6 separate regions of the Homo sapiens genome follow, and all the other regions are linked to region 1. Evidence: chromatin loops called from intact Hi-C (ENCODE). Cell type or tissue: psoas muscle. All regions are shown on one strand. Region 1 overlaps SIX4 (SIX homeobox 4). Region 2 has its middle 28 kb from the start of TMEM30B. Region 3 has its middle 150 kb from the start of SLC38A6. Region 4 has its middle 77 kb from the start of TMEM30B. Region 5 has its middle 92 kb from the start of TMEM30B. Region 6 overlaps MNAT1 (MNAT1 component of CDK activating kinase).

The links. Peaks named below come from ENCODE experiments on the same cell type or tissue, not always from the same donor. Only the 100,000 strongest peaks of a DNase experiment are listed, where the experiment ranks them.
Region 2: a loop joins it to region 1, with 2.4 times the contacts of the local background. A loop is called at or near these places in 24 of 110 quality-filtered maps.
Region 3: a loop joins it to region 1, with 3 times the contacts of the local background. A loop is called at or near these places in 2 of 110 quality-filtered maps.
Region 4: a loop joins it to region 1, with 1.8 times the contacts of the local background. A loop is called at or near these places in 5 of 110 quality-filtered maps.
Region 5: it touches region 1 in a loop (4-fold over the local background); 8 of 110 quality-filtered maps call a loop at or near these places.
Region 6: it touches region 1 in a loop (2.5-fold over the local background); 8 of 110 quality-filtered maps call a loop at or near these places.

The regions. Positions count from the first base shown.
Region 1 is chr14:60,718,997-60,723,996 of GRCh38, reverse strand. SIX4 (SIX homeobox 4) reads left to right here. Exons shown (of 3, transcript NM_017420.5): 1 at 1-785; 2 at 3,552-4,237. Among named protein-coding and RNA genes, the nearest start is that of SIX4, 2.9 kb to the left of the region's middle. RefSeq lists silencers at 164-233, 1,512-1,581. In psoas muscle, a CTCF peak has its summit at 2,173; DNase peaks (open chromatin) are centred at 376, 486, 1,246, 2,446 and 1 weaker place; H3K4me3 peaks cover 5,000 bases; H3K27ac peaks cover 4,385 bases.
Region 2 is chr14:61,250,802-61,255,801 of GRCh38, reverse strand. It overlaps a transcript of PRKCH not described here. Among named protein-coding and RNA genes, the nearest start is that of TMEM30B, 28 kb to the left of the region's middle. RefSeq lists enhancers at 99-859, 1-1,033. In psoas muscle, a CTCF peak has its summit at 2,825 (motif pointing right); a DNase peak (open chromatin) is centred at 2,871; H3K4me3 peaks cover 428 bases; H3K27ac peaks cover 3,759 bases.
Region 3 is chr14:61,127,831-61,132,830 of GRCh38, reverse strand. No RefSeq gene overlaps it. Among named protein-coding and RNA genes, the nearest start is that of SLC38A6, 150 kb to the right of the region's middle. In psoas muscle, no CTCF peak of the experiment used is centred here; DNase peaks (open chromatin) are centred at 799 and 2,110; H3K4me3 peaks cover 272 bases; H3K27ac peaks cover 5,000 bases.
Region 4 is chr14:61,202,052-61,207,051 of GRCh38, reverse strand. It overlaps a transcript of PRKCH not described here. Among named protein-coding and RNA genes, the nearest start is that of TMEM30B, 77 kb to the left of the region's middle. In psoas muscle, no CTCF peak of the experiment used is centred here; no DNase peak of the experiment used is centred here; H3K4me3 peaks cover 1,171 bases; H3K27ac peaks cover 3,914 bases.
Region 5 is chr14:61,186,358-61,191,357 of GRCh38, reverse strand. It overlaps a transcript of PRKCH not described here. Among named protein-coding and RNA genes, the nearest start is that of TMEM30B, 92 kb to the left of the region's middle. RefSeq lists an enhancer at 1,975-2,074. In psoas muscle, a CTCF peak has its summit at 2,191; DNase peaks (open chromatin) are centred at 2,207 and 2,957; H3K4me3 peaks cover 3,825 bases; H3K27ac peaks cover 5,000 bases.
Region 6 is chr14:60,865,035-60,870,034 of GRCh38, reverse strand. All of the region lies in intron 6 of MNAT1 (MNAT1 component of CDK activating kinase), which reads right to left. Among named protein-coding and RNA genes, the nearest start is that of TRMT5, 110 kb to the left of the region's middle. In psoas muscle, no CTCF peak of the experiment used is centred here; no DNase peak of the experiment used is centred here; H3K4me3 peaks cover 1,842 bases; H3K27ac peaks cover 3,404 bases.

The DNA of each region.
Region 1 (5,000 bases):
GAAGGGCAGGAGGCGCACCGAGAAGTGGCGGGGGGCGCGGCGGTAGGGCTGAGCCCCCCGGCTCCAGCCCCTTTTCCCCTGGAGCCGGGGGACGCCGCGACCGCTGCCGCCAGGGTGAGCGGAGAGGAAGGGGCAGTGGCGGCGGCGGCGGCCGGAGCGGCGGCGGATCAGGTACAACTCCACTCGGAACTTCTGGGCAGGCACCACCACGCCGCCGCCGCCGCCGCGCAGACCCCGCTGGCCTTCTCGCCCGACCACGTCGCCTGCGTGTGCGAGGCACTGCAGCAGGGGGGCAACCTGGACCGCCTGGCCCGGTTCCTGTGGTCCCTGCCCCAGAGCGACCTGCTACGTGGCAACGAGAGCCTGCTGAAGGCGCGGGCGCTCGTGGCCTTCCACCAGGGCATCTACCCCGAGCTCTACAGCATCCTCGAGAGCCACAGCTTCGAGTCGGCCAACCACCCGCTGCTGCAGCAGCTCTGGTACAAGGCGCGCTACACCGAGGCCGAGCGAGCCCGCGGCCGGCCGCTGGGAGCCGTAGACAAGTACCGGCTGCGCAGGAAATTCCCCCTGCCCCGCACCATCTGGGACGGCGAGGAGACGGTGTATTGTTTCAAGGAGAAGTCGCGCAACGCGCTCAAGGAGCTCTACAAGCAGAATCGCTACCCTTCGCCCGCCGAGAAGCGGCACCTGGCCAAGATCACCGGCCTCTCCCTCACCCAGGTCAGCAACTGGTTCAAGAACCGCCGGCAGCGCGACAGGAACCCCTCCGAGACCCAGTCCAAAAGGTGAGCGCCAACTTTCCTCCTCCTCCCCCTTCCTCTCCCCCACCCCCTTCCCGGCTTTCTTTTCCTCCAAGTGCTCGCAAACATGGCGCTTACCTTCCCCACCAGCCTGGTCCGGCTGCCCACCTCTCCCCGCCCCCTACCTCGCTCCCCGGCCGGCAGAGGTAGGGGGCGGCGGAGGCGGGGGGCGGGGGAACCTCCCTCCTTACCCTCCCCCTCTCCCCCCAGAAGTTTCTGGTCGCCCGCCTAGGTCTCAGTCCCCGCCCCCACCTCGGCTGGTCACTGCTGCCCAGCTTCCCACCCCCATCCCGCTGGCTTTGAAGTTGCCACCCTCTCCCCGTTTCTGGAGGGGCTAACGAAGCAAATGTGGACACCGGCACCGTAGCTCTCCCTGCCGCCCGAGGCCCGCAGAGACTGCCGGCGCCGGCCGGGGTCTGCACCTCCGCGAGGTCACACCGGGCCTGGCGCGCGCGCACGCTCCCGGATCCCCAGGGTTCAGCCGCCCCCCGGGCCTGCGCTGGAGGTCGCGGTGGCTGCTCTGGTGAAGGGAAGAGAGTGTTGTGGGACTGGCGGCGCAGAAGGGGTCTCGGAACGTCGAGGTTTCATATGACAGAGTTAATCATTCACCCTGCCCCTATGGTTCCCTTAGCGGCCGCGGCAACGTGGGGTGCTGGTGCAGCTCGGCTCTGTCATGTTTTGAAACCTGATTCTGAACTCCTTAGGATCGGGTTTCAGCGCAGCCGGGGTAGCAGGGCTGAAGGGCTGCTTCCTCCCTCGGCCCCCGAACGCTGCTTGGCTCCCTCCTGGTACGGTAGTTATGGGTGGGGGGCAGGCCGGCTTACGGCGGGCGGCAGCAAAGGAGTGGGGGCGCTCCCACCCCACTGGGTTTGAGCTTTTTGCCTGGCAGACTGCTTTCCCCCTCTGGTAAAAAAAATACCGGATTTTCCACCTCTTTTGTGCGTCCTCCCGAGTCAGACACTTGGTGTGTGCGTCTGTGTGTTTTGTTGGACGAAACAAAGTAAGGAGAAGGTCGCCTAAAGACCTGGTGTCTCCAGCCCCGCGGGGATAGGAGAGAAAGAATCCAAAAGCAGCTCGAAGGTTCTTCTCGGGGAAGCAAACTGGGAGCCGGGGATCCAGCCCGCCTGCGCCAGGTGAAGGTGATCACCAGCGCATTCCAGAGCCGGTCTCAGCCCGCCCTTGCCGCTTCTGGGCCCCTGTGGGGGTCCGACGGCTCGGGCTCCGGCGTTCCTCGCCCAAGGCTGGGAGGGAGGCTTGGTGCCCTATCCGGCCCTCGCGGTAACCAAAACAAAAGGTGCACCGGGATGTGCGTGCGCCTTCCGCAGATATGCGGAGAGGTCCAGAGAAGGCGCTTTGGTTACGCCGAGCCACCTGCCCTGCGCCCACTAGAGGCCGCGGATCCCGCGCTCGGAAACCAACGGAATCCGCAGGGCCGGGGCAGAGGGTGGCAAGGGGGCACCGCGAGCAGGCCAGCTGCTCCGCCGCCTCCGCTCGCGAGCCGGGCACGCTCCCTGGGACTCCCCCACGCTCCACTGCTGGCTTCTTCGTCCCCCCCGCCCCACCCCATAAACTCCACACCCACCCCGCCGCCGGCCCAGTTGCCTGGTTTAGGCCCCTCTCCGGATCTACCTCCCACCCGCACCCCCGGTGAGTCACCCTCGCAGACGGCGACGGCGGCTCAGCCTCAGCTTGTAAATCAAAGCGCTTTCTGCGCTCCTGGCCCCGCAGCCCAAAGCCCGGGTAATCCCCTCCCCTCGGCATGAAAGCGAACCGACCGCGGGGCACTGCGGGGATGTCGGATCCTCTGCTGGGCCAAGTCCTGCTGCGCTTCCAAAACGCCTCTGTTCTGCTCTCGTTTGCTCTCCCTCCCAGCCTCAGACCAAATGGGAAACCCCATCACTACCCACCCCCCAACCCCGATTTGGTATTTCTCCCAAGTCAGAGAGCTGAGGAACAGGGTCCTGCCTGGAACAGAGGGACCAAGGACGTTGGGGAAGAGGTCTAATAGTTAGAAGGCCTCTGAGTGACACCCTTTCCCTCCCACCTCACCAGGGCACTGGATGGTGTTTGTTAAATAGGCCCCTTTGGCTTCCTTTGGATTCAAAGGCGACTGCACATAACTGTTCTTGGGTTGAAAGTGCCTTTTCCTACAACAAGGACAGCCACTTTGTTGAATGAGAGAGTTGTCAGTCTGGTGGAGTAGAAGTTTGGGAGCAGGTGAGAAAACGATCTCTTGTTAACTAACTGACCAAAAAAGAAAAGCTGAGCACTTCCTACCTCCTGCTCCTTTGGCAGCTTCATTTACCTCCAAGATAACACTAATCTGAATTGGTTTGAGGGGAGGGGAAGGAGTTCCTAAACAGGAAAGACCGACCACCTCATTTAAGGTGTTTTTTTCTATGGTGTCAGTAGCAGCATATGTAACAGTAAGGAATAGCACTTCTACACTGTAAAATCAAATATGTTCTTCTCCTGTAATGCTGAATTTACATCTTGCAGATGTCTGGACTTTCCCTGAATTTATTGTTATTTTAAATGATTGGGATCTGAGAGTTTATCTTCCCAGATTCTCTGGCTGGTCGGAATCTGCTGAAAGGCCTCTTAGTTTAAATAGGACTAGCAGATATCCTGCTGTGCTTTCCTTAAATACTGCCTTTAATGGATTTAGAAGCTGGTTTTCCAAACAAGTGGCACTGTGTAGAATGTCATCCCCCTGACCTTCTGAACATTTTGATTTCCCCCTCCATACAGTGAGTCAGATGGCAACCCCAGCACTGAAGATGAATCCAGCAAGGGACATGAGGATTTATCTCCTCACCCACTCTCCAGTTCATCTGATGGCATCACCAACCTCAGCCTTTCCAGTCATATGGAGCCAGTATATATGCAACAAATTGGAAATGCTAAGATATCATTAAGCTCTTCTGGAGTTCTGTTGAATGGAAGCTTGGTACCTGCAAGTACTTCACCTGTCTTCCTTAATGGAAATTCTTTTATTCAGGGACCCAGTGGAGTTATCCTTAATGGATTAAATGTGGGAAATACACAGGCAGTGGCATTGAACCCACCAAAAATGTCATCAAACATTGTGAGCAATGGTATATCCATGACTGACATACTGGGGTCTACTTCCCAGGACGTGAAGGAATTCAAAGTCCTCCAGAGTTCTGCTAACTCAGCAACCACCACGTCCTACAGCCCCAGTGTCCCTGTCTCATTCCCAGGCCTGATACCCAGCACTGAGGTGAAAAGAGAAGGCATTCAAACAGTGGCTTCCCAAGATGGAGGGTCTGTAGTGACTTTTACTACACCAGTGCAAATTAACCAGTATGGCATTGTCCAGATCCCCAATTCCGGAGCAAACAGCCAGTTCCTTAATGGGAGCATTGGATTCTCTCCACTGCAGCTGCCCCCTGTGTCAGTGGCAGCTTCACAAGGTAACAATCTCATTTGGTACCTTAATGCACCAGCAAATGTGTTCATCAGCTGCTGTAAGTGACGCATTTGGTGATAGCTATAGATTGATGTTTCTGTTCAGGTACCTTATTAGCTGCCGAAGCTGTAGAGTAGCCTTGATGTGATTCTCCTCTTTCACAATACCCATGTCATATCCAGGTTGCTTTATTCCCTTGCATCATGAGGATGGGCTTTTATTTTACTAACAACTGAATGGAAAAATACAGTTCATAGCAAGTCCTGCCAGTTCTACAATTACAGAAATATGATAAGTCAATCAGTGCTTACAAAATAACTCACTGCTTGGCATTTTAATATTAAAAATTAATAAAATTGCTAAGAACACAAAATTAGTCTAGCAGTTGGTAAGAATGCATACACTTTACCTAAGCATTATTTATTTGACCAAAAAATGTTTTAGAAGAACAAGCTAAAAAGACCGGATCAATTATGTTTGAATCCTGTTTCCTCCTATAATGAAGACTAACAGACCTAAAAGAAAATCAGAGGAATATGCCATTGGATTTCTATCGCTCAGCATATATACTAACCCCCTAAATGTGTGGGTTTATTTGTGAAGATAATAGTAAGCCTTATTTTATATGTTTGTGGCTTTACTAACAGCAATCTTCCAGAGAAAGCACTTAAATGAAATTCAGGAAAACTGAGGCTGATATATTAGTTCTTCACTGACTTTAAGCAAGCCTGGATCCTCTATGTCATTTTCTCTTTAAAGAAATAGAA
Region 2 (5,000 bases), 530 kb before region 1:
TATTAAGTCTAGACCAGGTGAGAAGACTGTTTTTGAAACTAATCCTGTAGCACTGTCCCTTTTAAGTGGCTGCTTTCATGAACCAGCCAGTATTTATATATTATTATAAAGATAATACCCCTACTCACCTCATAAGGCTGTTTTGAGAATTAATTAATGTTTGCCAAGTACTTTGAGCTCTGCAGATGAAAGGTGGGGTGGAAATGCTAAGTATTATTATTATTTTAATCTGTATTTGAATTTGCCTCTTACAAGACTGTCTTTTTTTTAAGATAATAATCTCTTCTTCGGACAGAAAAAGGAAAAATTGCCTCATCCACAATTGGACCCTTACAAGGAGGACAGGTGTGATTATTAGGATTTGGCCTAAAGAATAGATTGAAGCGGATGATACACTTCAAAAGAATGTGTTCCCAATCTCAAGACCTCTCTGGGGAGTCTCACAAGTGTCAAGTTTATCCTGTGATCCCTGCTGAGATATGGCCAAATGTAAAGGCCAGGACCAGCTGGGTGTTTACATGACATATAAATAACAACACAAACCTGGTCAATTAACCTCTTTGCTGCTTGGTTTAAGTGAGTCCCACAACCTGCCTAATGAAGAGAAAGAAACTCCCTCAATCCTGCTAAGAGGTTAGAGGACAACGTTGAGAAACTGATTTGAGAGGAATTGAATTTGCTATTCTGGGTTCACAACTCCAGCCCTAATCCTGATAGCGCAGCAAGAAGGGCTGCCATAATCTTGAAGGGTCCCTTTGAGAGAGTGTGGGACTGCAGTGAGGATGGAACAGGGCAGCTTTCCCAGGCAGGGGATGTTGTCTTGGTTATTCACGGATCTGCATCACCGCCCTTCCTGGAACCTGGCAGGCGGCAGTACAGAGCTGGTGAAGGAGGAATGAAGGAGGAAGCCATGCTGCACTGATGATGGTTTGGCGATGCTGGTCTACACCAGAAAAATTGGATTCTCCCTAGAAAAGAGATTTGAAATTCCCTGGAGATTTCTGACCATGTCCTTTGGAAGAAATATTCATACAGCCAGGGAAACCTTAAAATCAACTTGCTTTTATTCTTGCCCAAAATTAAAGGCTTGCCTACCAACAACTTTCCTCTCAAAAATTGACATCTATGATTGCCAATCTTTTAGTAGGTTTTTATGTTTGTTTGTTTGTTTTGTTTTATTTTGTTTTGTTTTTTAAACAGGGTCTGTCACCGGGATGGAGTGCAGTGGTGTAATCACAGCTCACTGCAGCCTCTACCTCCCGAGCTCAAGTGATTCTCCCGTCTCAGCCTCCCGAGTAGCTGGGACTACAGGCTTACACCACCACACCCGGCTAATTAAAAACATTTTTTTGTAGAGATGGAAGTCTCCCTATGTTGCCCAGGCTGGTCTCAAACTCCTAAGCTCAAGCAATCCTCCTACCTTGGCCTCCCAAAGTGCTGAGATTACAAGCATGAGCCACCGTGCCTGGTCTAGCATGATTTTTATCACGACTTTTTCTGTCTTTTAAGATTGGAAAGGCATAAATCAATATTTCAGGTAAAAGCTTGTTATTTATTTTCCTGAGAATTTGGGGAATTTTCTTCTAAGGCCATTCTGGGATGTTAGCAAACAGCTTTTAGAATCACTGATCTATATCCAAATGATAAAACATGAGAGAGACTGAAAGCTCTCTGAGAATAGAAACATAACTTTTTCAGCTTTTTATACTCCTCAATGTCTCGCATAGAGTTTCGACATAGTAGAAACTCTATAAATATTTGTTGAAAGAAGAAAGGAAGGAAGGAAGGAAGGGAGGGAGGGAGGGAGGGAGGGAGGGAGGGAGGAGGGAGGGAGGGAAGAAGGAAGGAAACATGTACACAAACATTTGTGTACGTGTTTACCTCACCTTTAATAATTATACCTGTGTTCATTGAACATTTACTATAGGCCAGCCACCACTATGCTAAGCACTGACCATATATTATCTCATCAAACTCTCCTAGTAACACTTTGCAGTGGACACTACAACCAATCCAATTTTGCAGAGGAGGAAACCGAGGCTTAGGAAATTTGGAAAACTTGCGCACCGTTGCCTAATTAGGCAGAGTCAGATTAGAAACCAGTATAATTAGGCATTATATGAGAGGCAGAGAGTTGAACCACCAAGCTCTGCCTTTGCTGTGCCCCTGAAACACAGTGTGTAAAGAGGACACTGCAAACTTGAGCATATTTTAATGCATCAGGATATATGCTGTGTGCAAGGGAACTTCCTCTTTTCAAAAGCACTCACTCTCCCTGCCCCCCACCCCAGTGAAGGACCTAAGGATTCTGAAAATATGCAGCCAAGGGGAAAAGTCTGGCAAGGTGTGCCAAGTTTTCTTTGAATGCTTTTGTCCCCTGCTGACCTATCTCAAACACATCTCCTTTCCCCAGGAGTTCTGAAAACTCAGTCTTGAAGTCCATCCTGATTTTGGGTCTATGAGAATCATGCCTCACGCATCCCTGCCTGTGCACAGAAAATGTGCAACACTGGCAGGCAATTAGAAAAGAAACAGTCCAGCTATTAGGCAGTTAAGCTGCTCTTAGAACCTGGGTGCAGAATATACGGAGCTCTTAAAAAATTGCTTAACATAAGTATTAAAGGGCTGTAGAAATGGCACAGTCCACAAACGGTGTTTCTAGAAACCTAAAAAAACATATATTATGGGGTTGGTTTTTAATCTCATAGAGTTTAAAAGGTGATTTTAAAACAAAAACAATTTTTCTCCTCCTCCAAAAGCACCACTGTAAAAACTGTTTCTTGTTTTTCTGCTAAGGCCGAGCAGCGCTTGTTTGCCATCATTCATCCAGCAGAGGTCTCTCTTGCCCACCATACGCTCAGAAGAGTCCCTTGCTTGTGTGTGTGTATTCAGTACCAGGGGCGTGACCGTCAGGCTGCAGAATGAAGAAATACGGACAAAGACTTTCAGGCCTGAGAGACTAAGGAGAAAAGAATCTGTGGCTTTGGAGGTGGGATTGCAATGTTTGAGAAATGTATACTTTAATAATGACTGTGTTTGAACAGTAGGCTTCAAGTCTGTACTTTAAACTTCTCAAATTTTGAATAAATTGGTCACTTCTTATTGGAAAATTATTAGTTTTACTTGTGCTGTTAAACTTACATATACACTGTGTCTCCTTTCTGTGTGTCATTATCAAGCTGTGCAAATAGGGAAAGGGGAAGTCACGTTGCCTCTGTTTCCATTTGTCCAGGCCACTCTCAGCCAGATATCTCATCCCAGAGTGGAGCTTGGCCTCAGTGAGTGCTCTGACCTTGGCAGAGCAAGGTGGTCCAACCCTTGGTGCATCTCAAGTGATTGTCCACTAAGGGTGGAAGTTAGTTCTTAACTTTAGCAGCTTCCTCTGTCAGGAACTCAGAGCAAATTCACATGGGTTGTTGAGACCAGATCCCAAATCTGTGGGTGCATGGGAAAGGTGTGCTGGAGAAAGTCACGGTCTTCCTTCCTCCCCACAGAGCAAGGCCTTCTCCTGAAGCCACAGGACAGACCAACGAGGAATCATGCTGCCCCACGGCCAAGTTCTGATATGACACCAAGGGAGGCAGGCATGGGTTTCCATACTGAGGGAAGCAATCTGGTGAGGATGGAGCTGGATCAAAAAAGACATGTTAAAAATAAGACCCTCGGCTGGGCACGGTGGCTCATGCCTGTAATCCCAGCACTTTGGGAGGCTGAGGCAGGCAGATCACGAGGTCAGGAGTTCGCGACCAGCCTGACCAACATGGTGAAACCCTGTCTCTACTAAAAATACAGAAATTAGCTGGGCGTGGTGGCGTGCACCTGTAATCCCAGCTACTCAGGAGGCTGAGGCAGGAGAATTGCTTGAAGTCAGTAGGTGGAGGTTACAGTGAGCCAAGATTGTGCCACTGTACTCCAGCCTGGGCGACAGAGCGAAACTCCATCTCAAAACAAATAAAAAAAAAAAAAAGACCCTTATACAGTTTTGTTGGGAATGTTAATTAGTACGACCACTTTACAGAATGATTTAGTGTTCCTCAAAAAACTAAAAATAGAGCTACCCTATGGTCCAGCAATCCCACTGCTGGGTATGTACCCAAAGGAAAGGAAATCAGTATGTCCAAGAGATATCTGCACTCCCATATTTGTTGCAGCACTGTTCACAATAGCCAAGATTTGGAAGCAACCTGAGTGTCCATCCACAGATGAACAGATAAAGAAAATGTGGCATATATATGCAATGGAATACCATTCAGCCATAAGAAAGAAAGAGATCCCACCATTTTCAACAACATGAATGGAACAGTAGGTCATTTTGTTAAGTGAAATAAGCCAGGCACAGAAAGACAAACTTCCCGTGATCTGACTTATTTGTGGGAGCTAAAGATCAAAACCACTGAACTCATGAAGATAGAGAATAGAAGGATGGTTATCAGAGGGTGGGAAGGGTAGTGGAGGGAAAGTGGGATGGTTAATGGGTACAAAAAATAATTAGAAAGAACGAATAAGACCTAGTACTTGATAGCACAACAGGGTGACTATAGTCAGTAACAATTTAATTGTACATTTAAAAATAAAAGAGTCTAGCTGGATTGTTTGTAACACAAAGGATAAACGCTTGAGGGGATGGATACCCATTTTCCTTGATGTGATTATTACACATTGCATGCCTGTATCAAAGTAGCTCATGTACTCCATAAATATATACACCTACTATGTACCCACAAAATATATACACCTATTATGTACCCACAAAAATTTAAAAAATAAAACATCCCTTTTTGACTACTCCAAACCTCTCAGTGGCTGAACACTGATATTTAAATCAAATGTTTAAAAGATCCACTTTCACTCTGCTTCCTTTATATCTTTTTTTAAAATATGCTAGACCTTTTTTTAAAAAATGGCTTTTTTAGAGAAGTTTTAGGTTTACAGAAAAATTGAGCAGAAAATATAGAGAGTTCCCATCTACTTCTTGCCCCACATGCCTACAACCTCCCCCA
Region 3 (5,000 bases), 410 kb before region 1:
GCAGAATAGAGGCCCCTCAAAGATGTCTACGTCTTTGGGATTCTGCTGTCAAGGCCTCATCCCAGCCACATAAATCCAGGTGAGGCTAGGAGGTGTGTTCTGAGCCTCTCAGGAGCAGAGAAAACCATTTGCAGCTGGTGGCTGCCTTAGACTCATCCGAGGAATTGAAGGGTTTGATGTGTTCCTGCCTTGTCCCAGCCCATATTCTGGAAAATGCTTTATCTAAACAGCCTGGCTTTAACTGTTGTTTGGAATTTTGACTAATTTTCTTAGTGCTCCTTAAATATCTGAATTCCCAATAACCCTCATAGAAGAAGGCTGTACAACTTACTAAGCACACGAGAATTTAAATCATGTGTCCAATTCTTGGCTCTCCCTGTTACTAGTATGTGATCTTGGATAATTATCTAATCTTCCTAAAGCTCAGTTTCCTCATCTGCAAAAATCAGGCAATAGTGTGCTCCTGACAGGCTGTCGAGAGGGTTCAATGAGATGATATAAATAAAGTACTTAGCACAGTGCCTGGCAGAGAGTAAGTGCCCCAAAATGCTAGCATATATTATTAATCACCCACAGTATGCCATCACCCTGAGAGCAGGGGCTGCTGAAACAGTGCCTCTCCCACACCCAACAACATCCCGAACAACAGGGCCCCAACACATCCCATAGTCTCCAGCACAGTCTTGTGCACAGGCAGGCTACAGAAGCCCATGAAGGCCGCCAGAGAACAGAAAGATGAAGCCACATGCAGCAGCCTGGTAACCTTGGAGAAGCAGCCCCGGCATCCCAGAGACCTGACAAGTCCTTCTGCTGCTGGCTGCCACATTTGGAGCTGAGACAATCAGCCTGGCTTACATCAGTTCTCTTGAGTGGATTGTGGAGGGGCTGCTATGGGTGAGGGCGGGTGGGCTTGGTGCCGGACTGACTGCTCACTTTTTCTTCCTTCCCCATGCATGACAGAGGAAAAGGGACTGGACTTCACAGAGTGATTGGTGTTGCATTTTGTCTGTGATTTTCCATAGATGGCAGCCTCTCCTGATAAATTCCCAGGCACTTCTTGGGGGTGTAAGTGAGTGAAGGCTCTTTGCCAAGGACCTCTGACTCCCAAAGCTGGCGAGGCTGGGAGGCATTTCTCAGTCTCCCTCCCACTCTGTCTTGGCTGTGCCTCTTCCCTGCTACCCCCCTGACCCTGAGGACACCACTGCACTGATGTAGCGCCAGAGCAATGCGAAGGCACCTGAGAATAACAGAGATGGACAGCCATCTTCTTTCATTTTTGACCTCTTGGAGCTAAGACATGACTTTGAAAAAGCTCAAGGCCCTTCATTGTACAACACAAAGCAGGCTCAGGGCACCAGCTGCTTCATGATTGTTCTCTTGCTATGGAAGGCAACCCCAGCCCCCTGGAGTCTTATGCCAAGAAATCAAGATGTATGGATTATTTGGATGGAAGGAAGGAAGGAGGGAGGGAGGGTAGGAAGGAAGGAGGGAGGGAGGGAGGGAAGGAAGGAAGGAAGGAAGGAAGGAAGGAAGGAAGGAAGGAAGGAAAGAAGGAAGGAATTTAGGTCAGGAGAGGAAAGTTTGACCTTGTAGTTTGGAGGCAGGTCTATTCTAGATAGGCAATATATCTGAGCAACCAGCAAAGCCATCGAGAGAGCCCTGTGGCTGATGCTGTGGCCGGCACCACATAAAGAGCTAAAAGTGCCAGTGAAATGGATGTGGCTGCTGACCAATAACCATCATCCCCTGACAGCAGGTGCAGGGGGCAGAGGGACAAGTGGAACCTCTTTGTCTTGTCATTGCAGACCAGAGTGCCCACAGCGATGTGAAACCTATTTGTCCTGGAGGAGGAGGGAGGAGGGAAAGGGAAAAAAAACAACTGGCTCACTCTGGCTCCATAAATCACTGGAAGGGAGAGCCCTTGCCTGGTGAAGTTGGAGATTCTACCTGGAAGCTCCCTGATGGTGCACTGAGCCGGGGTGTCGTAAATCACCAGGGCTCCGCCAATGGCAGCCCTGCCCACTGGCCCATTGAAAAGGGGCTGGTTGTTTTGCTGGCAGCTGATGCAGTGCACTGTCCCAGAAAGCCGGGGACAGGTGTCTGCCAGGCCATGGACCCAGGCCTACTTTGTGTGCTTCCCTTGGGTGTGATGGGGGGAGAGAGGCGGTGGATTGCTGTCCCTGGGAACTTGGCCCGGTGGCCTGGCATAGCCGGAATGTCCTTGGCCAGCTCTTTGTGAACAGCCAGAGGCAGTCAGGAGATGCATCTCATGATCAGATGGCCTGGGCTTGTGGAGTCTTTTTCCCAGGTTTCAGAATCATCTGAGGTCACTTGAGTGTCCTTGCTGTCCTTGTTAGATCCCTCAGGTAGCTCTCTGAGTCCTAATTGTTCAGCTTGTGCTGATTTTGTTTAGCCTGGATGGGCATGCCCCAGGGGTAGATGTGTCCACATGGACCTTTAATAGTTTACCTCATTGTCCCAACCATCAAGGAGAGGGGCCATCCCCCCAAAAAGGGACAATAGCTGCCCCCTTTTACCTCCCCAGGTGGGCTACATGTATCCCCACCACCACCCTTCATCACCCTCAGAATCACATCCCTGCTCACACACCTGCAATGCCTCTTCCATCTGGCAAACGCTTGACAATGCTACTAGGCCCTCTTTGAATGTCCTGACTTCTGGACCTCCCATGACATCTCTCATCACCACCTACCAGAGAACCAACAAGAGCACTTCTTTCCTTCATTTGTTTAGTAAACAATTATTAAGCCTCTACTATGTCCCAGATGCTGTCAACACAGGAGAACACAACATGGATGCAACCTCTGCCCTCATGGAGCCAGTGGATTAGAGACACAATACACATAATAAATAAGATGGTTCCTTCAATTCATGTTTTCAAGGAAATAAACAAGAAGCTGAGAGCAAATAATGCAGTTTAAAGTACAGAAGCTGCTATAAAGGGGGTGACAGAAGAAGCCTCTGAGGAAAGGACATTTCAGCGGACACTGAAGATGGAAAGGAACAGGCTGTGCGTGGTACAGTGGGAGGAGCGGTCCAGACAGAGCGGGAAGTTTGTGCAGACAGAAGATCAGGGAACAAGGGGGACAGGGACCCCTGTGTGAGGGGAGGGGAGCACATGGTCTTGGGAAGGAGGTGGGTAGAAGTCTCTGCCCGGGTGCACTCATCCTTTGGCATTTGCCTCTCCCTTGGCAGGTCTTTCATATTCACCTCATTGGTTTACTGCCCTGGCCTCCACACTGAGTATGAGCCCTTCCAGGGCAGGGCTGCGTCGCATCCTGTGTGCATCCTTGCCCATTCGATGAGTCACAAGTAGACAAGCTGCCTATTGGGCCCTGAATACCTGAGTAGGTTTCATACCTGCCTGGCCTATCCCCTCTCCCTCCCTTCCAAAGGTAAACCAGAAGTCCCTGCTGGCCCCTCCTGTAGGAGAAGGGGATGCAGAGCCAAGTGGCTGGAGGAACTGGCCTGACTTTCATCCTGAGATAACCCTGGTACCTGAGACACAAAGTCCACAGGCTTGGAACTGCTGCAGACTCTGGGTGCTTTTCCAGCTGCTGGTGATACCAGGGGTTCTCAGCAAGGCTGAGCACCTTTTATGGACTCCCCCTGTCTTGCATGCCTGCCTGGAACTTGTGATCAGTTTCTGTCCATTGTTTAGAAAGTGTTACCATATATAATAGCTGCTAAGAACAAAAAATGACATGTGCTCATCAACATAGGATTAGATGTGTGGCAACCAGCATTGATCAGATACACACTTTCCATTTCAGTTCACCACGTGTTTCGGTGTCAGGCACAGGGTTGCCAAGAACAATGTGGCCCCTACCTTAGAGAGACTATGGTCTGGTGGAAAAAAAAAAAAACAAAAAACCAAACAGATTTGTGAACAATTAAATCGTAGAAAATATTTTATTTTATTTGCTATGATGTAGACTTCAGTTCAGCTTACAGATAATCAATTTTACCTGGGGAGGAAAGGAAGAGTAGGGGATATTGGAAAGGTTTCCATGCAGGAGAAAGTGAGTTCACATCAACCAAGCAGGCAGGAGAGAAAAGGCCCTTCAGGGAGAGGGAGCAGTGTGAGCAAAGAAACAGGAAATGGTATGTTTGTTGCATTAACTGTAAGAATATTTGACAAGGTTTGAGAGTCAGAGGCCAGGGGCAGCAGTCAGGCTACGGAGGGATTTGTGTGCTGGGCTCAGGAGCTTGGGCTTGATCCCACTGGCATAGGGAGCACCGCTGAAGAGCTTTAGGTAGGAAAGGGGGTGGTAAGGTCATATTTACCTCAGGGAGAGATTGCTGGACTGGCAGTGTGGAGACTGGAGGAGAAGAGTTCAACTCAGGAGGCCAGGCAATTAGTCCTGGCACAAGTGAGAACTGTCACTGGGCGTAGCCAGGGGCTGGGAAAGAGGGAAGATTCTAGAGGCCTGAAGGAGTTGGAGTCAGCAGGACTGAATGCTGCATTGGAGATGGAGAAAGAGGAGAAGTGAGGGGTTAAGGCCAGGCTGTCAGGGTTCTCCTGCAGGAGACAGTGAAAACTTTCATGAGGCAGAATGTAGAGGAAGGAGCAGATTTGGCATCCAGTTTGGACAGCTTGAGTTGGTCATACTCAGCAGCAGACTTAGATCCTGGCAAGGGGTCTCTTCCATAGGCCCCACATTTTGGGGGCTCCATTCTAGCCCTTCCTGGGTCATACCACTTTCCATGAGCAAGACAAGTTAGTGGGACCATGGAGACGGGCCCACCTCGATCCAGCAAGGCCTTCTTCTAGAACTTGCTCCAGGTAACAAGCCTGGGGGTGCCCAGTCCAATGACCCCAGCCTGTAGCTTCTTCCCGGGTGTGTCCTCTGAAAGATGGCCCACATTTCTGATGTGAACTCCCCAGCTTCCAGCAGTGGCCAAGTGGCAGTTTTCTGGTGGGGTGTGGAAATGCAGCTTGGATGTGCAGCCTGGGTTGTCCACATATGTACATGTGT
Region 4 (5,000 bases), 480 kb before region 1:
TCACTGCAACCTGCACCTGCTGGGTTCAAGCGATTCTCCTGCCTCGGCCTCCCGAGTAGCTGGGATTAAAGGCATGCACCACCACGTCTGGCTAATTTTGTATTTTTAGTAGAGACGGGGTTTCTTCATGTTGGTCAGGCTAGTCTTGAACTCCTGACCTCAGGTGATCCATCTGCCTTGGCCTCCTAAAGTGCTGGGATTGCAGGCATGAGCCACCGTGCCCCACCAACATCTTTTTTTTTTCTTTTTCTAATCACAGGAGAAATAAAGCCTTTGCAAAAGAGGCAGATTACTCCCCATTGCTCCCCTCCTGTCTCCAGGTCACCTTCACCTTTCTCTGGACCCCAGGATGCTGAATCTGCATATTGCATATCCCAATCTCATTTGCCCTCTTGCTTCTAATTGGGTTTGTTCTCTTGAAAGAGATTGTTGGATGGAAAGACATGGAAGTCTGAGTACTCCCCTATCTTTCTCCATGTTCCCCCCTATAGTGGGTTCATTAGTGTCCCCTAAAATTCATATCTACCTGGAAACTCAAAATGTGACCTTATTTGGAGATAGGGTCTTGTGAAAGTAATTAGTTAAGACGAAGTCACAGTGAATTTGGGCAGGCCCCAAATCCAATGATTGGTTTCCTATAAGAAGAGGAGAGGGCACACAGAGAAAAAGGCAATGTCAAGATGGAGGCAGGGATTAGAGTGATGCAGCTAGAAGCCAAGAACTGCTGGGAGCTAGGAAGAGGCAAGGAAGCCTTCTTCCCTAGAGCCTTCAGAGGAACTGCAGCCCGGATGACACCTTGATTTCAGACTTCTGGCTTCTAGAACTGTGAGAAGATAAATTCAGTTGCTTTAAGCTAAGCCCCCAAGTTTTTCATAATTTGTTACAGCAGCTATAGAAATAAACTGAACTTGGCCTTCCTATCTTAACTATAGAAATAAACCAATAAACTGAACTTGACCTTCCTATCTTAACTCCTCCCTTCTCCCTCCAATTACAGACTCTAATGGGCAGCCTCCTTTCCATGGTGTCATTGTTTGGTACCTTTTCCCCAAAAGTGGATGCTGAGAAAAGTGCTGGCTGAAGATGATGTATTAGAGAGGTGATGCCAGGAAGCACATGTGAGGAAAAGGAGAAATGGGACAGAGAAGGAAGAAAACCCAAAAGAGGGAGCTTTGATGAACATTTGCCACTGTGGGCATCAGAGGATCAGTCCTACTGGGCTTTGAGGAACAGTACGGAATTCCTCTCAGAATCTCCCGACCAAGGAATGTTGCATATTCACCACCGACTACCATTCCTAGTTAGCTTGTTGCCTCTGGGGGTGTTTTACCTGTATTTTAGCTCTGTCCTGTGCAAGGGCCGAACCAGTTTCCTTGAACTGGGGAAAGCCCTCAGGTAGGGAAGCAGAGAGGAGAGACACCTGGGAAAGGTGGGAAGAGGAGGTGGGAAGCTGTCAGCACGGCAGGAAGTGCTCACCTCACACAGGTCAACTCAGATGTGGGCTAAGGGAATTCAGGATAAAGCAACAATCACATCTACAGCTCCCACTGGGCTTCCTTGCCTCTCCCCTGGAAGCCCAGGAGTGGTAATGGGGCTTCCAAGGTTGCTAGTCCCTGGTTGCTCAGCATCCCCTGTGGCTTGTCTACCCTTCCCATGCCTCAGTAACTCATCACTTTATGGAATTGCCTTCAGAATCTCAACTACTTCTGTTTCCTGTCAGAATCCTGACTGACAGAGTGGGGCAGGGCCAGGGCTCTCTTGAAGGCCTTTGGTCCTCTATAAGGAAACCCATGGGCTCTTTAAACACAATGAAGCCCATCTGTCACTGTTGGCCATGGAAATAATTATTCCAGGTGCAGGAGGACCTCCAGGCTCACGGACGAGTTGCTTTCCTCTTGAAGATCATGTGCTTAGACTTCACTGTTGCTCCAATGTTGGTGACACTGGTCATGAGTGTTTCTTATCTTTTAAAGTTCTGGTCCCAAGGAGAACCCAGGACTTTTTAAATACTATATTAAGCTTAAATTAGAATTAAAATGTCATCAAAATAATACAAAGCATATGGTAAGAAATAAAATAGTATGGAAGAACTTACTAAGTATGGAAGAGCTTACTCAGTAACAAATAATACATGGTAACAAATAAAATAGTATGGAAGAGCTTACTCAGTTTCATTCTCTAGAAATAATTCATTTAAACTTGTTTTTAGTTCTTTTGGTGGTAACCTCCATAATTCTAGATAGAATGCCCTATACCTCTATTTATTTCTTTTCTTTTTTTTTTTTTTTCTTGAGAAAGGGTCTCACTCTATTGTCCAGGCTAGAGTGCAGTGGCATGAACATGGCTCACTGCAGCCTTGACCTCCTGTGCTCAAGTGATCCTCCCATCTCAGCCTCCTGAGTGGCTGCGGCCACAGACATGTGCCAGCACGTTTGACTAATATTTTTGTTTCTTATTTTTGTAGAGATGTGGTCTCCCTATATTGCCCAGACTGGTCTCTAACTCCTGAGTGCAAGCAATCCTCCTGCCTTGGCCTCCCAAAGTTCTGGGTTTACAGGTGTGAGCCACTGCACCTGGCCTGTTGACCATTTTCTATCCCTTATACACTTCCTGCTCTTACTCTTTCCCTTTTGTATTTTTATACTTTTATTTCTCCATTTATTAGTTACGTGACCTGGGAAAGTTATTTAAACTTTCTATCCCTCAATTTCCTCATACATAAAATGCAAAATAATGGAATTTACCTTACTAAAGTAACAAAGAGGATTAAGAGTTAATAGAAGTAAAGCATTAGAACAGGTCTTGGCACATGGTTAGCTTGATAATACAAGTAAGTTATTAGTTTTAGTTATTATGTGGTGAGGTTTTTAGAGGGATGGAAAACAGAATCCCAGCCTGCAGTATTTAGACAATTTATAAAGGGCTCTGGTTGCCAAGGGAGGAAACTTAAGGAGTGAGATTAACTAATGTATTTAACATTAGTTAAATACATTATAATTTACTCATCTTTAGCTTGGGGACCCCGAAGCAGTTTCTTAAACTTTTCTATGCATCATAATTACTTGGGAATCTTATTAAAATGCAGATTCTGATTATTGCTAGCATTTCTAGTAAGTTCCCAGCTAATGCTGAAAGTGTGTGGGTATTTGTGTGTGCACCACATGTGTGCACTAGATGCCAATATGAAATATATTATTATTATTATTATTTTGAGACGGGGTCTCTCTTTGTCTCCCAGGCTGGAGTGCAGTGGTGTGAACATGGTTTACTGCAGCCTCAACCTCCTGGGATCAAGTGATTCTCCCGCCTCAGCCTTCCAAAGTGCTGGGATTACGTATGTGAGCCACCGTGCTCAACCTGAAATATGTTCTTACCGTAGGTCACGGTAAAAAATATTTGAAAAACACTTCCTAGAAAAGTATCTCCCAACCTCACTCTGAGCTGTCTCCACAAGAGATGCCCCCAATGCCAACCTTGGGAGTCAGGCTTTGATTTTTTCCAGGAAGCAGGAGAGCTCCCTAGTGTTCATAATCGCTCTGCAATTTTTGAGTGCCTCACAAATCCTCACAAATCTTCAGTCCTGTCATTTGAGTACCCCCCAAGCCCCTCCACCATGCCTGAGATGTTTCCTGGCATTATCTGCTTCTCTGTGCTGGCTTTCCCAGCACTTTGGGGCTTCTGGCTTGGCACCTCTTTCGCAGACCACTGGGGACCTAACGTCCCCCACCCCTTCCCTGGGATATCTGGTTTCACTCTTTAGCTTCTGGTTTAGGGTTTCTCTTCCTTGGAAGACAGGGACAGCTGGGAATGTGGATCTCATCCTGTCTGGGTTTTCCCCTGACAAGTGGCGGTAGTGGCAGGATATGAGGTGCTTGAAGACCACTCATGCTACTATTATCACAGGCAGCAGTCAGTAACTGAAGGAACAGGTGCAGTGGACCAGGTTTCACTTCGTGGGTAAGAGGGAAATGCATGCAGGGCAAGCAGGATAATCAGGGATTTTAAAAAAATCAATTAGGGGGAGAGATGAACAGGTGGAGCGCAGGGAGTCTTAGGGTGGTGAAACTATTCTGTATGATACTGTCATGGTGGACGCATGACATTGTGCATTTGTCAAAACCCATAGGATGTACACCAAGAGTGAAACCTGGTGTAAGCCATGAACTTTGGTTCATGATAATGTATTCATATTGGCTCATCAATATAACAAATGTATGACACTAATGCAAGATATTAATAATAGGCGAAATTGGGGAGGAGGGCGTGAGGATAAGTATATAGGAACTCTCTATACTTCCCATACGATTTTTCTGTAAACCTAAAACTTTTCAAAGAATAGTCTATTAATTTTTTTGTAAGTGGAGATAAAAACTAACCTCACTTGGCTATTGTGATGATTAAAATGGGTAAAACATACAAAAGCACTAAATAAATGTCCATAGCACCAAAAAAACCCACAATTACCTGTGTCCTACATGAATGCATCCTCCCCTCCCCCACTGCTCTCCCTAGAGGTGCCAACTGCTTTTGAAGTGGCCTGTATCCTTGCAGACCATTTTCCATGCATCTATATATGTACAGGAGACAATACCTTTCAAATACCTCCCAAAATTGTGTACCCATTTCTGTAAGCTACTTTTCCTTCATGTACCCCATCCACCCTTAAGGCGAAACCTTGAGGCTTTTTGTGCCCTGGGATTAGAATGGTAAGACACAGACCGGAAGAGGAAGTGGAACTCCCACCTGGGACTATGTAAAAGAGAAGAGTGAGTGAAAAGTTCAGAAGTGTCCTTGTTTTCTCCCATCTCTGGGCTGAACCTTGGGATGGGTGGGCGTGTAATAGCATTCAGATAGGTACAAAAGAACCCAAGACCACTGGGGCTAGGAATGTTTACCCAGAGCCCCCTGGGGGGCTGTGGTTCCAGCCTTTGGAAGAAGCCCCTCATCCCACTTGGTGCCACTTACATGTATATGATGTGCATTTCTCTGGGATGGAAACC
Region 5 (5,000 bases), 470 kb before region 1:
TTAAGTCAAGAAAACAGGCCTTTCGGGAGAGCCTGAGAAAAAAATAGGTGAGCAAAATCTGGTTACCTTAACAAACTCAGTCAGTGTAAGTGTAGAATACATAGGAGATTGTCATAGCTACAATAACAAACCCATTCCCTCCTCTCACTTTCACGGAAGCTGCTTGGAGAAAATTTTTCCACCTTCTTCAGGCTGAGAGAAGTCAGATTTTCTCTCTTTTGTGCAGAATTATATTCACCCAAGTCCTGACCACAGGCCACAGAATCAGATTTCTTATTAATAATAATCTTTTTCATTGTTTTGATTTTAGAAATTAGTTAATCCTGTGACTCTCCTTTCATTGAAAGCTATTATTGCATTTGTTTCTGTGGTCTTTTGGCTTGAGCTGGTTGTTTACAAGTTATTTTTTTCACCCTAAATTGTGGGTTCATTCATTTGATCAATAGATGAATAAATAATTTCAGTGCTATGGAAATAAGGTAAAGTAAATAGCAAGTAACTGGGGGTGGGGTGTGGGTGCTACTTTAGATCAGGTAGTGGGATGGCATCTCTGAGGAAGTGACATATGAGCTGGGAGTCCATCGGGGAAGAGAGTTTCAGGCCAGGAACAGTGAGTGCAGAGCCTCAGAGCGGGGAGCGTCCTGCCTTCAAGAGAATAGAAAGGTGGGAGAGTGGTCCTAGAGTGGAAACACAGCAAGAGGCAGGGTGGTGGGAGACAGGCTGGAGTGGGACCACACGGGCAAGCCTTCGTCTTGGAGAACACGGTTTAGATTTCACATTAAGTACAAGAGAAAAACCACTGAAGGATTTCCAGAAAGGGAATGACATAATCTGGAATTCCTGGGGTTTTTGTTTGCTTGTTTTCTCTTGAATTTTTGCTTTTAAAAGACCATACTGACTGCTGTTTAGAGAATGGACTAAATAGGGCATGAGTAGAGGCAGAGAGACTAGAAGGTTGATACAGATGTTCGGGTGGGAAGCAACTACTGGTCTCTCTTTTGGGGACAATGATATGAATATTTAAGTCGAAGGACTGTGAAGACCTGACTAACCTAAGATCCCAGAGCCTGGAACCCATTAACCAAACTTTTCTTAAAGGGTTGGGGGCAGAGGTGGGTGGTGAGGATGAGAAAAATTGTTTTATTCAGAAGAGCAGCACCATAACTTATTATTATAACAGTCCCCATTGAGTGTATTCTATGTGGAGAGTACATTATGATATGTAATATATTTTATCAGCCCAATGACCCTATAGGTTGGACATTATTAACTCTGTTTTGCAGATAAAGAAGTGGAGGCATAGAATGGCTAAATGATTTATCCAAGGTCACAAAGCTAGCAATTGATGAAGATGAAATTGAACAAGTCCTTGTGCTGTCCCAGAAAGAAAAAGAGAGAGAGAAGGAAGGAGAAAATGAAAGGGAGAGAGAAAGAAACAGGGCTATCAGGTAGAAAACTGGTAGTACCATTACAACAAAGACCATATAAAAAATATCTCAGGGGTTTCACTGACCTGGCTTGGGAGGAGGACTCTACCCATATATTAGAAATTAATTCTGAACATTTGCTTTACATTTTGGCAGAGTGCGAGTGATGAGAGAGGAAAAAAAAAAGGTCAAACTTCCTAAAAGAAAGCAACAGGTTAAAAAGTGTGGTCATTATCAGAAAAAAAAAAATCAAGTAACATACACTCAACCAAAAAGAAAGGAAGGTAGGAAGACAGAGAGAAAGGGAGGAAGAAAGGAAGGGAAGGGAAGGAGGGAGGGACGGAGGGGAGAGGAAAATGTGCCTCCCCTACTCTCAGGAAGAAACAGAAGCAAGAGAGAGAGGAAGGGGAGAGAGAGAGAGAGAGAGATAACATTTCAGTGCAGTCTGTTAGCAATAAAGGAAGCATCTCAAGGCAGGCAGACAAGGGAAAGGCCCTGCACTGGAGACAACTCCGAGAAGGGGAATATCTTACAGAGTCGGGGCACACTTCCATCCCCCCTTTGCCTTTGCCCTAAACTTGAGAATTTTGCAAGAAGAAAATTATGGACTTTGCCTCGTTTCTGTTACTCTGTTTTCTTAACAAACAGTGACCTAGTGAGAAATCTCAGTAAGGTCAGGGCTGGGAGATCGGCAAGCTGGGGACCCCGCTGGGATTCCCAAACACCGGCGGGCTTCCCCCTGTAGGGAGCGCGGACGCTGCCCGGGCCTCGCGGGGGCGCTGGGGCGCTGGGAGCTCTGCGAGTCACCGCCGCACCCTGTGTTTTCTTCCGAAGGAGCAGATCGTCTTTCGATCCCAGTGCTGTCCTTTTGTTTTATGTACTATTGCTTTTTTCTGTTCAAATACAGCAACGGGCTGGCGCGGTGGCTCACGACTGTAATCTCAGCACTTTGGGAGCCCGAGGCGGGTGGATCATCTGAGGTCAGTAGTTCGAGACCAGCCTGATCAACATGGTGAAATCCCGTCCCCACTAAAAATACAAAAATTAGCCGGGCGTGGTGGCAGGCGCCTGTAATCTCAGTTGCTCGGGAGGCTGAGGCAGGAGAATCGCTTGAACCCGGAGGCGGAGGTTGCAGTGAGTCGAGATTGCTGCCACTGCACTCCAGCCTGGGCAACAAGAGCAAAACTCCATCACACACACACACACACACACACACACACACACACTACAGCAACGTCTGGGGGTGAGGAGGTCCCAGAGGCAGCAGGACCCCGGACACACACACACACACACACACACACACACACACACACACACACCACACCACCCCCCCACCCCCCCGACACACACACACACTACAGCAACGTCTGGGGGTGAGGAGGTCCCAGAGGCAGCAGGACCCCGGAGCCGGGAGGCGCCCGGAGGGGAAGAGGTTGGGTTGCGGAGCCACAAGGCCGCCTGCCCGAGCCGCTGCCTGGGAGCCCGACCCGGAGCCGGAGCCGGAGCCAGAGCCGGAGCCAGAACTGCCTGAGAGCCGCGGGCCAGCCTTCCTCGGTTTGCAGGCTGTGGGCGGGGGCAGAAGCTGAGCCTGCATCCTCCTCCTAGCCCGCAGCTACCCAACCCTGCCTTGACAGGCACAGAAAGTTGGGCCGCCTCCCCTCCCCTCTGCCCTCTTTCCTTAACCTGCAAAGGCAGAGGTAAAGCCAGCACTTGTCTCTCAAGACAGGACAGTTATGGGTGCCCCGGGGGCACATCCAATGGAGGGCATACTTTATGCTAGATATATACCATTCCTTATTAATAGAGACCACATATATAATATATAGCATGCGTTATCTCACCTAATCCTCCCAACAAATTAACCTGAAACTCAAAAGGGTTGTCCTATCTGTCCAAGGTCATACAGCGAGTTAGTGGGATGCTAAGAGTCAGACTCAGATCTTGACTTCAAAGCCCCTGTTTTTAGTTTGTAGTATTCATGAACTGATTGGATAATTTATTAAGTGCCCACTATGTGCCAGAGAAGGATAAAGACCACTGTGGGGCCCAAGGCTCTGAAAAGATAAGGATGTCCTCTTCCCACCCCGCATGCAGTGTGGAATTCAAAATGAAATTTGATTTTGTTAAGGTTACAATATTTATGTCTGCTAAAATTAAAGTAGCACATTCCATTCTTAATTTGTATTTTTTTCGGATCGAAAAACTCTGAACAAGATTGCTGACGCTACATTTTTCTTTTTGTGCACTCAAGCACATGCTTACCCAGACCCTGATACGATCCTGGACCAGGCAGAAGCAGCGTCCTTCTCCTGGAGGAGCTTGGAGCAGCAGCAGGAGGCAGGCATTACACCCCGATAAGCATGCAGAGTTCTGAAGAGGAAGCTCGCAGCCTCACTCACTCCAGGCTTTTCCTCTGGACCTGAGCTCTGATACCCACTGCATTGTCAGAATCAGAGCAAATCTGGAGGCCAGAGAGCAAGACCAGCAAAGCCAGGATCTCTGGGGTAATTAGGCCCGCCTTGCCCACAGGTGCTCCACAGGTGGTCTCAGCTCCCAGCAATGACCCAGGAGAAGCCCACGGGAACCCTCAGCTGCAACCAATCCTCCAGACTGCTGGCCTGCCTGCCTTCCTGAAATAGTCCAGATTTCACTTATTAAACATATTAATCTGAAGTTAACAATTTGTGCTTGTTTCACTAAATGGCTTGAAGAGAAGAATGCAAGGAAGAAGAATTTGATTTGATGGGAAGGCTTAACCCCGATGGACTAAGCGGCCTTCATATTCTGACTTTAAAATAACTGGAAATGGAGGGACTATTCACAGAAGTGGAGAGTCAAAGGGTAAACCTAACTGGAGTTAAAGAAACACAAACAAAACCCATCCCCTTCTTGGCCCCAACCTGCCATGTGACTCTAAGGACATTGCTTACTGCAGTGACAGCATTTTAAACAGCTGCCCAGAGGGGTTTTAAATAGACTTGATGTAATTCAATGATTTATAGAGCATGGGTTACCAAAATATTAAAGTTCTGAAATATCCCTAAACCAAGACCATGGCCCTGCCATTACCCACTCTGAACCGAATCATTCTCTGCTGTTGGAGTGTGGTGCATGTGGCTTCTTCAGAAAACTGCGGCTGCTCTAAATGAATGGCCAGAAAAAGATAAATAGCCTCTGATGCATAGATGTGACCTTCCATATGAAAACACACTCTCCCGGTCTTCGGCAACTCAGTCCGTGGAAAGCACCAATCTTCAGAAAACAAGCCAGACAGTTATTTTTTAATTGCTTATCAAATCTAAGTATTCAAGGAAATTGCAGTGGGGTGGGGTGGGGGTGGGAATACACAAAATAATGAATCTGGGTAATGAAGTGACCCTGGACCTCTACTCTATAAAATAAACCACAATTATGCAAACATTTTACAGCCTTAATCAGTAGCCCCTTCAAATGCAATGGTCTAAAAGTGCACACTAGTCTGGAATTGGAGATCATTGCCAACCTTCCATTACATTCTTTTCATTATGTTGGAGCAACTCTCCTTTTTGTAATCCTTATATATCCCCTGGCCTC
Region 6 (5,000 bases), 150 kb before region 1:
AACTTTTCTTAGAAAGTTTAAAAGCTACTACAAAAAATTGTTTATAATTTACTAAGATTTGTCTGTTAATCTATACACTACAAATATTATCATTATGCTTTCTCACCAAATAAAGAGCAGAGTATCTTTTGTGTTAACTCTAAACACATACTATGTTAAAATAGAAACACACATTTAGAATGCAACAAACCATTTAGAATAACACTATTAAAGAAAATACATTATTATTTAATGAAAATGGCAATAAAAATAATCAATTAGTATATAGATTGTTGAGATAAACAATAATAAAAATACTAAACATGAAAATCCAGTTCTATACCAATCAGTATATGGTTTTCTGTTAAGTACCATAGAAGAGGTTGTAATTACAAAGTGCTGACAATTTAGGCCGATAGGTTAAATGATTCTGCAAATCCTTTAACACAATTTTAAATTCAGAACTCTTTTAATTGATCTATCTTGCTTAATGACATTTATCCATCAAACTACCCTCATCTTCAACATATTTGCCAATAAGCCCTGTAAGCCTGTTAAACTCTGTGTAATTGTCTGTTTTGAATCTGTCTCCCATTAGAGTGTAAGGCCCTATGCTCATGCTCACTGTCATAGGTACCTCACTGAGCAGCTTGGCACCAAAAAGCTGCTCAATATTTTGTTGAATTAACGAATAATATAAAAATATAACAATATAGGCCAGGTGCAGTGGCTCACGCCTGTAATCCTAGCACTTTGGGAGGCCGAGGCAGGCGGATTGCTTGAGCTCAGCAGTTTGAGACCAGCCTGGGCAACATGGTGAAACCCCGTCTCTATTAAAATACCAAAAAAAAAAAAAAAATTAGCTGGGCATGGCAGTGTGTGCCTGTAGTCCCAATTACTCAGGCAGGAGAATTGCTTGAACCCGGGAGGTGGAGGTTGCAGTGAGCCGAGATCATGCCACTGCACTCCAGCCTGGCAACAGAGCGAGACTCCGTCTCAAAAAAAAAAAAAAAAATATATATATATATATATGTATAAAATAACACAATATAAAAAAGTTGTCATGTGATGTAATAGTATGAACACTAAGGCAACTGCAAGATGATCACGTTTCCATAAATTTTAAAATGCTCTTACTAAGCGTAAACAATTGGAATTTTGTTACATAGTCTTGTGTACTATGAGAGTACATAAGAAATAAATTTCTACCTTCTCTAGACTTTGATTATTTTTTTCTTTTCACTTATTCATTACAGTCAATGGATGCTTTTCATCCTAGGCTGTGAATGTGTTTTCCAGACATCTTAGTAGTTATTTTAACAAAATTTCAAATAACAAAACATTGTGCTTACTCTGTGGCATTCATCATCCATTCATACAACAAATATAACCACCTACTGAAAAGAACATCAGGAAACAAAACAGATCAAGCCCCTGCCCTCAGGGAGCTCATATCCTAGTAAATCACATTACAGTGAGACTGTGCATTCCACTTTTATTTCTTAGGGTCATTTAATTACAACAACAACAAAAAAGATGGTAGTGTTTGTTTCATGAACTGAGTCCTCTCACAATGTTAAATCTGTCAAATTCTACAGAATATGTTACCTTACTAAGTGGAATCAGAAACCAGAATATTTCATTCTGGTAGCTTTAAACTACTGTAATTCTAGTGACTATTTCCAAAGAAAGTATCTCCAAGCAGCCTTTTAGAAAATCAATTGAAGTAATTCTGAATGACTATTTCTGTTTTGGTAATGTTCTAATAATTTAAATATGTGTGGACATGTGTGCTGTGTATGCATGTATATACACATACATATATGTCTATTTGTACATATGTATATGGATGTGAATATATTTTCTAATAGTGTGTGTGCCTACACATATTTTTGCAATGGGATAGAGTACTTAAAGAATATACCTGGCACTGTCTATAAGCTGTTCATTCTGAGTAACATTTCTTTGGTAATTCAGTTGTTTTCAATTTATTTTAGAAGCAAGCAGAGAGATTTTTATACTATGCTGTTCTGGTCATTATAGGGTGATGTCAGCCTGTCATCACTGCAGCAGCTGCATGGTAATAACTTCCTGGTAGCACACAATTTCATGGCAAGTATAATTCATTTTTCCCCATATAAATGATTTTTCTCTAATTTCTTTCAAAATGTAAAGTAAACAGTAAAAAGACAAATGAGGGACAGGGCCTACAGGCTGAGATGTAACTATGTACTTCTCCTGGCACTGTCTCTAAACTAGAATGAACTGAGGTGCAACATTTAATTTCTCTATGTTTCATTTTCACCATGTGCAATGAGGAAGGGGGGAGTGTATAAGTGAGGAGACTGAAACAGTAAGTCTAACTTGCTATCATTTCATGACCACTAAGTGGAAATAAGCCACTGACTCACAATGTATCATAAAAATACATAAAATTTCCCTCAAATTTAATGTAAAGTAATTTGATTCTACATATACTAAAGAAACAGCCAGTAGAAAAAAATGCACAAGACTAAGACCCAGATTCCCAACTCTATTAGAATCATCAGACTACATTCTTTTTCTGAATGTATGTTTGGGAATAAGCAGAATATAACGGTAAAAAAGATACATATATGGTAGGCTCTTTTAAGCATTCTAATGGTGACATACTTGCACAAATCAGCCTTTAAGAGCACTCTTTGTCTTTTAAAATGTGATGCCTAATAGTTAGATTACCAATTTTCACAAAAATTTTCTTCTAAAACTGGCTTCTTCAAAATAAAAAAAGAGGTTTCATCCTGCAGACACAGCACCATATTTTTCTAGCTCTTCAGCAACGTTCAGTTCTACTCAAATACACATGATATGCTTGAAAACATCAAAGACAAATTTCTATAACTATCTAGCTAAGGGCTTAAGTTTCTTGCTCAACATTAGAAATAAAATGGCTCTAAATACATCTTCACTTGGCAAGCCAAGTCTCTGAAAATGTTTCTAGCAAATTAGCCCTGGAAACTCATCAAAATCTGTTTACTACAGTGAAATTCCTTAAAGATTTGTTAGCCAAATTCATTTGTAATCTCCTCCTTAAACACATACTCTAATTAGTGTTCCACACAGAAAAATGTCCTTTAATAATATTTCAACTCTAATTTTAGAATTCTTATTATATCAATATAAATTTTTCCTTAAGAACTTCAAAAATGAAAAGTAACCAATTTTGAAAAGGTTGGAAAAAAATTAGGAAATAGTATCTTCCATTAAAAGATCACTAGTAAAAGGTTAGTATCATTAAAGATCCTCAAATAATATATAATTACAACTAAACTCTGGATATTTAATAAGCATTCCTATAAATTCCTTGTATTGGCTTAGAACTAATAAGGCTCATATAGACACTAACTACAGTGATATATTTGTGGTCACATGCAATTACTTTTGAGAAAGGCATGAGTCTCAAAACTACAGGAGAACACAAAACATAAAAGGAACAGCATTGTCTCCCTCTGCTTTAAACTGTTTTGACTATAATTTCATTCGTACAAATTTTTCCCTCCCTGAAAAATGCAAAAATAAAAATAGGAAAGGAACTAAGCTAGTCATTTTCCCTCAGTTAGTTCCACATGTGAAACATTTGAGAAAGATCAAAGTGTTACCTAGAAGGGTCCTAAATTATATGACTGACTTAGTTCAACACAGCTATACTGTGACATGCACAAGGATTCCGTTCTAAAGTTAGATTAAGGCAAAAAAAAAAAAAAAAAAAGGTCAAAATAACCCCTCAAAAATCCCTCAAATTGCCTATAAAGTATACTGTACATTGTTCTGTGCATATTTTAATCTCTTTATGTAAATCTAACTCAGCTAGTTTCTCCTCTAGCATTGGAACAGATCACCTAAGTAGGTGGCTTACATTTGGCATCTATGCTGTTTCAAAATTTTTCTTTACCTTGGAGAAGAGAGGCATTTTTGCTACTTTTGTTGTTTTCAACTTTAGTTGAATTCAAGCAAATTAAATGCATGTACGATATGATTCTACTGAATATGACAAGCATTTGAATTTTCATTCAGCAGAGTTCATGGAAGAAATGAAATTTGGGAGAACCTCTGAAGGCTGAAACAGCCCTGAAATGGAGGGGAAGAAAGAGCGTTCCCAGTGAACGGAATTTCAATACCCAGAGGAGCTTCAGTACAGTGGTGAAAACAGAAGCCAGAATACAAAGAGGGAATGGAAGGAAGAAGAAACACTAGGCAAACATTATTTTCATTAACTTATAAGACAAATGAAAATAGGGAAATATGCCAGTAGCTTAAAGGAAAAGCAAAATACAAGAAAAATATTTTGTTTATTTTGTTTGTTTTTGTTGTTATAGGTTTTATTTTTTCCTTGGGCACTGATAAATGTGATACAATGTTGAAAAGTATTATTTTTACATTATTTCTCTGATGCTTGTCTTATTACCAAACTACCATTTGTTGCCAAGAGGACATAGTGTCCAGCAAACCATATCTGTTTCTATAAAAAGATCAGAAAAGAAAAACATCAAGGAGACTATCTGATTAGACAAAACCTGCCTCCTTTAAAAGAGTCTGCATTAATTTTAAGAAAAACAGTATTCGCAAGAAATTTTCTGTAAAAACTTTCAGGCATAGAGCATTTTAGCTCACTTTCTTTTACTAATTTCAAAAATAATTTCCAAGAATTCCTAACTTGGCACTATAAGTGAACTTTATCCAACAATGACAACTTATACATAAGTCCAAATTTCCTAATGTAATATAGAAATGGCTTTATATAAAATTATCTACAAATACTACTACTATTACATAAGCAAAACAAAAATACCATGTAAGATTAGTAGTCTTCTAAAGCAGAAATATTTTTCCGTGAAAAGATAGAAGTTTCTTTACGCCATTATAGAGACTGAATAATTTAAGAGACCACATTTTATTTAGATTTGACTCTTCTGTGCCTAGTACAGTAGTTGGTATGTATCAGGAATATTTGTTTCATGAATGAAGAAATGTTTTAAAATGAT